Linked DNA regions of Homo sapiens: region 2 is linked to region 1. A link is a loop called in an ENCODE intact Hi-C map of the cell type or tissue named here. Cell type or tissue: CD14-positive monocyte. All regions are shown on one strand. Links, peaks and the distances in the headings refer to the core of each region. The heading gives the core; the rest is flanking DNA.

Region 1 (2,500 bases), core at 1-2,500:
ATCAAGAATGTTAGTAGGGCTGGTTTCTTTTGGAAGCTCTAGGGGAGAATCTGTCTCCTTGCCTTTTCCAGCTTCTAGAAGCTGCCTGCATTTCTTGGCTCACGGACCCTTCCTCCTTCTTTAAATCCAGCAGCACAGCATCTTCTCGTCTTCCTGATCTTCCACCTCCCTCTTAAGAGGACCTTTGTGATTATTATATTAGGCCCCCTGGAAAATTCAGGGTACTACCCCCATATTAAGATTCTTATCTTAATCAACATCTGCAAAGTTTCTTTTACCATGTAAGGTAACATATTAACAGGTTCCAGGGATTAGGATGTGGATGTCTCTGGGGGGACTGTTATTTTTCTTCCTGTAATTCTCACCCTTCCCCCAAGAAGATGCCAGGTCTGGTTTGTGATCAGTTACTTATGCAATTGCATTCACAGAACATTTTGAATATTCTCAGCTGGGCTTAATGTCAGGCTGATGTTTCCTTTAAAGTCCCCTTCCTTCTACATTTTTTATTTTTATTTTTATTTTTTTGAGGCAGGTTCTTTTTCTGTTGCCCCGGTTGGAGTGCAGTGGTGCAATCATACCTCACTGTAGCCTTGAACTCCTGGGCTACATGCATGAGATACCACTTGTGGCCAATTAAAAAAAATTTTTTTGGTAGAGATTGGGTCTTGCTGTGTTGACCGAGCTGGTCTTGAACTGTTGGCCTCAAGTGATCCTCCTTCTGTGGCCTCCCAAAGTGTTGGCATTATATGCGTGAGGCACTTTCTTCTTTTGTATATACATGAATGTGTAGCAGCCACACAAACCTTACGCCTGCCCAAATGATGACTAGCTCACAGGGCCAACTGATAAACCATATGGCTGAATAGTGTTACCCTGTTCCTAAAACTCAGGCAGTCTGGGGGACCATCATGTTTCCTTAAGACTAGTCTTTAGTCTAACCAGCAAGCCTGTACTCACTAATTTGGGCAAAGGTCTTAAGTTAGGGTTTCTGAAGAGTCATCGGTGTGTCAGAATCCCAGAGTTCTAAGAAACTTTAGAAATCATCCACTGACTTATTTTGTAGATGAGGAAACAGGTCCCCTGGGGTTAAGTGGCTGGCACACTAGTTGGGCAAATTTGGGTAAGTTGTTTAACTTCTCTAAGCTTCCTTATGTGAAATAGGGTGGCAGTATGACCTACTTTGTGGGGTTTTGGAGATGACCTAAATGAGGGACTGTGTAGAGCACAATGTCAGGCAGGAAGTCCTCCACTGATACTGGCTGCCTCTGTCACCATCTGACTTCCTCCTTTCCCATTTGGATGCTTTTTCTTTCTCTCTTTTTGCCTAATTGCTCTAGCTTGCTGCCTATATTATCATTTGAGCTCTGTTGCTCAGGCTGGAGTGCAGTGATGCAATCACAGCTCATTGTAACCTTGAACTCCTGAGCTCAAGCGATCCTCCCACCTCAGCCTCCAGGGTAGCTGGGACTGCAGGTGTGTGCCACCATGACTGGCTAATTTTTTTTTTTAATGTTTCTTGGAGACAGAGTCTTGCTATGTTGCTCAGTCTGGTCTTGAACTCCTGGCTCAAGCAATCTTCCCGCCTTGCCTTCCAAAGCTTTGGGATTATAGGTATGAGCCTCCATGCCCAACCCTGGAATCCTAATTCTTGACCCAATGCTCATATCATCACCCTTGCCTGTACCATCCAGTGATATGGGCTAAAAGTTCCTGGATAACCAAAATTCACTAATAATCCACCTCAGAAGTGTGGAGGACTCTGTCTCCAGTTGCAAAAAGGCAGGCTTCTTTCACATTTGATTCCACATATACTGAAACACCTCTTATATATAAGATGCTATGCTAGGGGTTGCAAAGGTGAGGGAGACATGGCATTAGGATTTAAGTGTAGCTTGTATTATTTTGATAGAATTTACAGCCTATCAGCTGCCTCTGCAGCAGAATAGCTGTGAGGCTTTGAGAAATTCACAGAACCTCTCTATGATGCAATTTCTTATCTGTAATGTGCAGATGCTATGTGACAATGTAAAGCAATTTAAGCCTAATGCCAGGCTAAAGTAGCTGCTTAATAAATGTAAGCTTTGATTGATATTGGGACTATCAATATTGTTAATTCATCTGGAGCTGGAAAGATGGATGGGATTTCATCCGTACAGAGATGGTGGTTGAAGCCATGGAATTAGGAGATTCCCATAGGGAGAGGGAGTAGAAAAACAGAAGATCCCAGTAAGGATCCTGTGGGAGGAGCATTATAGCAAAGATCTGGAGACAGATGGTTTGGATTCAAATCCCAGCTCTCTTATTTACTAGCTGTGTGATGTTGGACAAATAACATAACCTGTGCCCCAGTTTTCTTATCTGTAAGATGAGGATACCCCATGAGCATACTGATGATGCAACAGATTAATACATGTAAGGTGCATAGTGAGTTTTCAAAAATGTTGGTTATCATTATTTTCTTTGTATAAATTTATGGGATACAAGTGTAATTTTGTTACAC
Region 2 (7,193 bases), core at 2,538-5,037, 110 kb after region 1:
ATCCTGGGCAACATAATGAGACCTCCATCTCTACAATAAAAATAAAAAATTCGCCAGGTGTGGTGACTCGCACCTGTGGTCCCAGCTACTCAGGAGGCTGAAGTGGGAGGATGGCTTGAGCCCAGGAATTCGAGGTGGCAGTGAGCTGTGATCATACCACTGCACTCCAGCCTGGGTGACAGAGCAAGACCCTGTCTCAAAAATAAATAAAATAAAAAAATAAGTAACTGAGCAAAGGAATAAGGTGCAAAGAATATTCAGAGTGGTGGTAATCAGCAAGATAAAGATGGGAGCATGGGAACAAGGTCATGTCTCAGTTCTTGGTGATGAGGGAGGCTCATGGGTATGCCTTCCTTCCCTTTTATTTTTTAATTTACATATTTTTTGCAAAGCAAAGTTCTTTATTCCCGCAAATTGTGAACAATACACATAGTAGTTTCCACATATGAATGTTTCCTAAAATGATGGCTGTTTTGTTTTGTTTTCTTGAGACAGAGTCTCTTGCTCTGTCGCCCAGGCAGGAGTGCAGTGGCACAATCTCGGCTCACTGCAACCTCCGCCCCCCGCGTTCAAGCCATTCTCCTGCCTCAGCCTCCCAAGTGGCTGGGATTACAGGTGCACACCACCACGCCAGGCTAATTTTTTTGTATTTTTAGTAGAGACGGGCATGAGTCACTGCGCCCAGCCAAAATGATGGTTGTTTAACGTAACGCCATGTAATGCAGGCATGTGGTGTTTTGCGGTTATATTCACATGTGATTTTATCAGGGACCAAAGCAAAAACAAAGAGAATTCTGAAAAGAGTTTGTATCAAGGAAGATAAAATCGGCCAGGCAGAGTGGCTCATGCCTGTGATCTCAGCACTTTTGGAGGCCGAGGCGGGAGGATCCCTTGAGCCCAGGGGATCGAGACCAGCCTGGGCAACATGGTAAAACTCCATCTCTACCAAAAAATGCAAAAATTAGCCAGGAGTGATGGCATGTGCCTGGAATCCCAGCTACTCACGGGGCTGAGGTGGGAGGATCTCTTGAGCCCAGGAGTTCAAGGTTGCAGTGAGCTCTCGCCACTGTACTCCAGCCTGGGCCACAGAGTGAGACTCTGTCTCAGAAAATAAGTAAGTAAAATAAAGCTGATCATGGATAGACCGATGGTCCCAAGAATTACATTGTTTCATGAATTATATAAACCTGAGGCTCTATACAAATATTTAAAAAAGAATTTTAAAATGTGTAAAGGTTTTAAGGAGAAGCGATTAGAGGAAGCAAAGGAGAGAGTAGGGTGGGGGAGGGGAACAGCTCAGGGGTGGCTGTGGGGGTGGGGAACTGGTGGCAGCCAACAAGAAGCCCTGAGCTGGGAACGCTGTGTGACATTTGGTGGCATTTTTATCACCTTCTTGCAGCTCTCAGTGTCTTCCCCATTTTGCAAAATCTTCTGAGCAGGGTGGTGCCGATGTCCCGATAAGGATGGGGTCAGGCTTCTGGGGGGCACTGTGAGGATGGGGGTCTCAGAATCCTTCCCTTGACTTTCGATGGGTGGGGAAGGCCAGGGGAGGAAGGGGGCTTATTCAGGCTGGGTGCCCACCCGGGTCAACCCCTCCGCATGCCTCTGGGCCTCTTCTGTTGTGGGCTTGTGGGTTCCCGAGAATTAGGGCCATGGATGGCACTGACGGTCCCAGCCAGTACCAGAAAGAAACGATGGGAAAGCATTGATGAGAATCAACCCATCCCCAGGGCTCTGTCCCTCGGATGGAGGTCTCCCTTTCACTTCTTTCCAGGCATAGAAAACAGTTTGCGGCTCCTCAAAAAGTTACTTGCAGAGTGACCCTGTGATCCAGCCATTCTGCTCCTGGGTATACACCTGAGAAAACTGAAGGCAGACACTCAAACGGATACTTATGTTTATTTTTAAATTTAATTTAATTTAATTTTTTTGAGATGGAGTCTCTCTCTGTCACCCAGGCTGGAGTGCAGTGGCGTGATCTTGGCTCACTGCAACCTCCACCTCCTGAGTTCAAGCTACTCTCCTGCCTCGCCTCCCGAGTAGCCGAGATTACAGGTGTGTGCCACCACCCCTGGCTATTTTTGTGTGTGTGTGTGTGTGTATTTTTAGTAAAGACAGGGTTTCACCATGTTGGTCAGGCTGGTCTCAAACTCTTAATCTCAGGTGATTCCCTTGCCTCGGCATCCCAAAGTGCTGGGATTACAGGCGTGAAGCACCGCACCTGGCCTCATATAGTTACTTTTTGTGTATGGTTATGACGTAGGGTCTAAGTTCTTTCATTATTATTATTATTTTTTGCATGTGTATATCCTATTCTTGGGAAAATTTAAAGGGGATTATTTCTGTTTCTGGTAACGCGCGCGTTCATCCTGTGCTCCCCTGCCTGTAATTCTCCCACTAGGGTCAGAGTAGGGCTGGAAAAGCGAAAACCATAACTAGAAGAGACTTCCCCAACAGGATGTTGCCCAACCCTGGCAGGGCTGACGTCCAGCCTCCAGGGTCCTTACCGGCAGTGCAGTCACAGCTGTGACTAAACCCAGCCACCCACAGCCTGACGCCCCCACACCCTTGACCTTCCCTTTAGCTTCGGGCTTGAGCAGGCCTTTGATACTCAAATAGAGAAAGGAGACAGCAAGACCCCTGTGCCTTCTCAGAGGGGGCACCCCCTTCCCCGATGCCTTCACGGGTCCTGCCTCTCCGGGACCCAGCTTCCCTCCTGGCCACCCCACCACCTCCCCAGCCACACCTCATTTCCACCCATCTAGAGAGGGTGAAACACAAACACTCCTGGCAGCCCTGCCCGAGTGTGTCCTGGGACATGGTGGGGTGGGGGCTCCCCGACTCCTGGGAAGGGGAAGTCTGGGGTGGCCTGTCCTCCCAGCTCCTCGCCCCACTGGTTCCTCTCCCCATGAGTCATGGGAAAAAGCAACAAAACCAACCGCAGGGAGATATAATATCTCTTCCTGTATCTGTGACAGCTGTCTTGTTGGTCTGGCCGTCTGTTCTTCCTGTGAGCATCTGAATCCGTTCAGACCAAGCTCTTCCTCTCCTTGAGCACCCTCTATGGCTCCCACCTTACCCAGTAAAATCCAGTCTTCCCCAAGGCCCACAAGGCTTGGCTGTGTGATTTGCCCTGTCACCTCCAGCTCTCTTCCCCTCATTCACTTGGCTCCAGCCACAGCACCTTCCTCACTATTCCCCAAACAAATATACCAGGCCCAGTCCAGCCTCAGGGCCTTTGCATGTGCTGTTTTCGCCACCTGGAATACCTTTCCCTCAGAATTTTTTTTTATCTTTTAATTATTTTGTTTTTTGAGACAGAGTCTTGCTCTGTCACCCAGGCTGGAGTGCAGTGACACGATCTCGGTTCAACCTCTGCCCCCGCCCCCTGCCTCCCCGTTTTCAAGCAATTCTCCTGCCTCAGCCCCCTGAGTAGCTGGGATTACAGGCGCCTGCCACCACGCCTGGCTAATTTTTGTATTTTTAGTAGAGAGGGGGTTTCACCATGTTGGCCAGGCTGGTCCCGAACTGCTGATCTCAGGTGATCCACCCGCCTCGGCCTCCCAAAGTGCTGGAATTACAGGCGTGACCACTGTGCCTGGCCGAGACACTGCACCTGGCCTCTTCTTACTTTTAGAGACAGGGTCTTGCTCTGTTGCCCAGGCTGGAGTGTGGTGTTGCCTTCATGGCTCACTGCAGCCTCCACCTCCTGGGCTCAAGTGATCCTCCTGCCTCAGCCTCCTGAGTGGCTGGGGTTACAGGCCCGAGCCAGGCCTGTTCTGTTTCTTCTCTGTACTCGAAACCTACAGCAATGCTCTAGGTTTGCTCAATACACACAGTAGCTGCTCAATAAATGTGCATAAATAATACATGAACGATGAGTTCTAGCTGGGAAATGACAACTGGGAAAAGTGGGATGTGGAGGATAATTTAAGAGATGAGAGCTGTTTCCGAAACTCCTGGGGGGCCTGAGGCGCCCGGATCGGGGAGAAACGGGGGCGACCATCCACTTCCCCGGCAGTCGCACGCACCTCCCCTTGGCGGCCCACAGATGGCGCTGGCTCCACGCGCTGCAGCGGCGGGAAGCCGGAGGTGGGAAAACCCAAGCTTTAGCCCCCTCCCCTGTCTGGCTGCTGGGGTCAGTTCCTGGCCCGGATTAGGATGCCAAGCCCGGGCACCCTGCTTGGGGTCCCACCTCCTGGTAGACGGGCTTTTTGGTCAAATGAGGGGAATCTGAGAAGAGTGGGGGTGGTCCACTCTGTGGTCCTCCCTCTGTCCACGCATGCTCTGATTTCCCCATTCCTAAAACTAGTTCAGCAGCTCCATGCCTGGGGGAGGGGTGAACGCACTTAACCATGTTCGTGTTCTGCCTTAACTTTATATAGGTTAGAGCTGGGCGCAGCGCTTGGTGTCAGTGGGTCCTGGGTGCACATTTGTGGAACAGTGAATGGGTGAATCCCTGTTTTACAGATGGGGAAACTGAGGCTCAGGAAGGCGATGCGGCTCACCCAGGTTCATAGAGCCAGAAAATGGCAAGGCTGGGATCGGAGACACCAGGCCTGCGTGAGTCCAGAGTCAGCTCGTTTTTTTTTTTTGATTGTTTGTTTGCTTGGTTTTTTTTTTTTTTTTTTTTTTTGAGACAGGGTCTCTGTCACCCAAGCTGGAGTGCAGTGGCAGGATCTTGGCTCACTGCAACTTCCGCCTCCTGGGTTCAAGCGATCTCCTGCCTCAGACTCCTGAGTAGCGGGGATTGCAAGCGCGTGCCACCATGCCCAGCTAATTTTTTGCATTTTTGGTAGAGACAGGGTTTTACCATGTTGGCCAGGCTGGTCTCGAACTCCTGACCTCAAGTGATCTGCCTGCCTCGGCCTCTCATAGTGCTGTTGCCCAACCTCAAAAAACGAAAACGGGAAGTTTTTGTCAACAGGAGCGTGGGAACCGGAAATCCTTGCTTCCGATACCGGAAGTCAGAGACCACACATTTGCAGGGAGCGAAATTGAGGTCCCAGTGCGGGGGCCTGCAGAAATCCAGGAATAGGACTCAGGGATCTAGGGCTGGGATGTTGGTGGTTCTGAGCGCCCAGGAAATAGGAGTTCTATGAGAGTAAGTATGAGAAATTGGAAGAATGCAGAGCTTGGAAAGGAATTGGAGGGAGTCAGAGAATGAGGGAGACTACTGTGAGCTGGGAGGGACCAGCCAGAGTGGCGCCAGTGTCCCGTGGTTCAGGAGTTTTGATAAGAGAATGCAATAAACTAGAATTGCACTAGAGTTAAAAAAAATTAATTATAGTTTATTTTTTTGAGACAGAGTCTCTCTCTGTCGCCAGGCTGAAGTGCAGTGGCAGGATCTTGGCTCACTGCAACCTCGGCCTCCCAGGTTCAAGCGACTCTCCTGCCTCAGCCTCCTGAGTAGCTGGGCCTACAGGCGCGTGCCACCATGCACAGCTAATTTTTGTATTTTTAGTAGAGACGGGGTTTCACCATGTTTGCCAGGATGGTCTGGATCTCTTGATCTCGTGATCCGCCTGCCTTGACCTCCCAAAGTGTTGGGATTACAGGTGTGAGCCACTGCGCCTGGCCCAATTATAGTTATTTTAAATTCCCTATTAGTTTATTTCTAAGTCTGGTTTCTGCTGATTTCTCTGTGGTTTGTGTTTTCTTGCTTTTGCTTGTGCTTCATAATGTTTTTCGAGACGGAGTCTCACTCTGTGCCCAGGCTGGAGTGCAGTGGTGTGATCTTGGCTCATTGCAACCTCCACTTCCTGGGTTCAAGCAATTTTCCTGCCTCAGCCTTCCAAGTAGCTGCGACTACAGGTGCACATCATCACGCCGTCTAATTTTTTGGATTTTTAGTAGAGACAGGGTTTCGCCATGTTGGCCAGGCTGGTCTTGAACTCCTGACAGGTGATCTGCCTGCCTCGGCCTCCCAAAGTGCTGGGATTACAGGTGTAAACCACCGTGGCTGGCCCGTGTTTCATAATTTTTGATTGAATGCTGGACAATTTGTGTAGGGCAGCTGACAATGAGGTATTATTTATGACTGGAAATGAGCACATCTTTATATTATTTCTCCTAAGCTATTTTTGTGGGAGGTTAAGTCTGTCTGGAATCAGGTTAAGTCTGTCTGTAATCAGTGAACCCCAGGCTTCAGTTTATTTGAGTGTTACTTTGGTGTCTTGTGTTGGGGTGAGGGCTCTCTTTGCAAGAGGGTTTGTTTGTCTCATAGTTGTTCTACCTTCAGCTGTGGCTCTTCCCTATGTAGCTGCATTTCAGAGAGAGTCTCTCCACATTCTTTGCACTCCTGCAGAGTTCTAATACTTTCATCAGTGACCACTCTTGGGGCTATTAAATTCATTAAAAATTTAGATGAATTCTTCTTAGTCACTTGTATTGACACCCAGATAACTTCCTTTTGTGCTCTGCCTTAGGTTCGCCACTACTCCTTATGGTCTCTCTTTAGACACTCCTGTCTTTCCTTTGGTTTCAGGCTACTTTCTTGTCCCATTACCTCTGTTCTCTAATGGGTTCAAGAAAATTAATGGTTTTGTAGTTTATTTGGATTTTCTTATTCTTGGGTTTGGAGCCATACTCATTTTCATTTTCTATTTTCTAGGCAGAAGTAGAGATCCCCTCCATTTTTTCCTAACGTTTTAATAATTTTATTTTTAATTTTTAGATTTTAAATCCATCACCTTATAGCCATACATATTCACAGTTTTATAAAACATCTATTGACAAAATTAACTTTGTGCAGAGAAAAAAGCATTTGATCTGGATGTCTAGGAATTCATGAGAGTATACCCTTAATGAATTAAGAACTAATTAATGCATTTGCTTTCCTGACACTTTTATTTATAATTTTAAAACATAGAAAAAATTCAGAAGATTGATACAATAAACACTCATATATCATCCATAGAGATGGAACAATATTATTATAGTGGCACCCTAGAAAACATCTCTCTCTATATACACAGATTTACACATACAAAACATTGGTAGTCAGTGGCAGATATCATGGCACTTCCATCTTTTTTTTTTTTTTGCAGCAGAGTTTCGCTCTTGTTGCCCAGGCTGGAGTGCAATGGCCCGATCTCAGCTCACTGCAACCTCCGCCTCCCGGGTTCAAGCGATTCTCCTGCCTCAGCCTCCTGAGTAGCTGGGATTACAGGCGTGTGCCACCACACCTGGCT

Evidence for each region. Hi-C counts contacts between places; a loop is a spot of excess contacts. Peaks named below come from ENCODE experiments on the same cell type or tissue, not always from the same donor. Only the 100,000 strongest peaks of a DNase experiment are listed, where the experiment ranks them.
Region 2: it touches region 1 in a loop (2.6-fold over the local background); 3 of 110 quality-filtered maps call a loop at or near these places.

What each region holds. Positions count from the first base shown.
Region 1 is chr19:14,671,280-14,673,779 of GRCh38, forward strand. All of the region lies in intron 1 of ADGRE3 (adhesion G protein-coupled receptor E3), which reads right to left. Among named protein-coding and RNA genes, the nearest start is that of ADGRE3, 2.3 kb to the right of the region's middle. In CD14-positive monocyte, for the core only: no CTCF peak of the experiment used is centred there; a DNase peak (open chromatin) is centred at 1,162; H3K4me3 peaks cover 1,675 bases; H3K27ac peaks cover 2,500 bases.
Region 2 is chr19:14,782,421-14,789,613 of GRCh38, forward strand. No RefSeq gene overlaps it. Among named protein-coding and RNA genes, the nearest start is that of ADGRE2, 7.5 kb to the left of the region's middle. RefSeq lists a cis regulatory region at 3,883-4,334 and an enhancer at 4,099-4,598. In CD14-positive monocyte, for the core only: CTCF peaks have their summits at 4,046 (motif pointing right) and 4,245 (motif pointing left); DNase peaks (open chromatin) are centred at 2,911, 4,081 and 4,921; H3K4me3 peaks cover 1,928 bases; H3K27ac peaks cover 2,055 bases.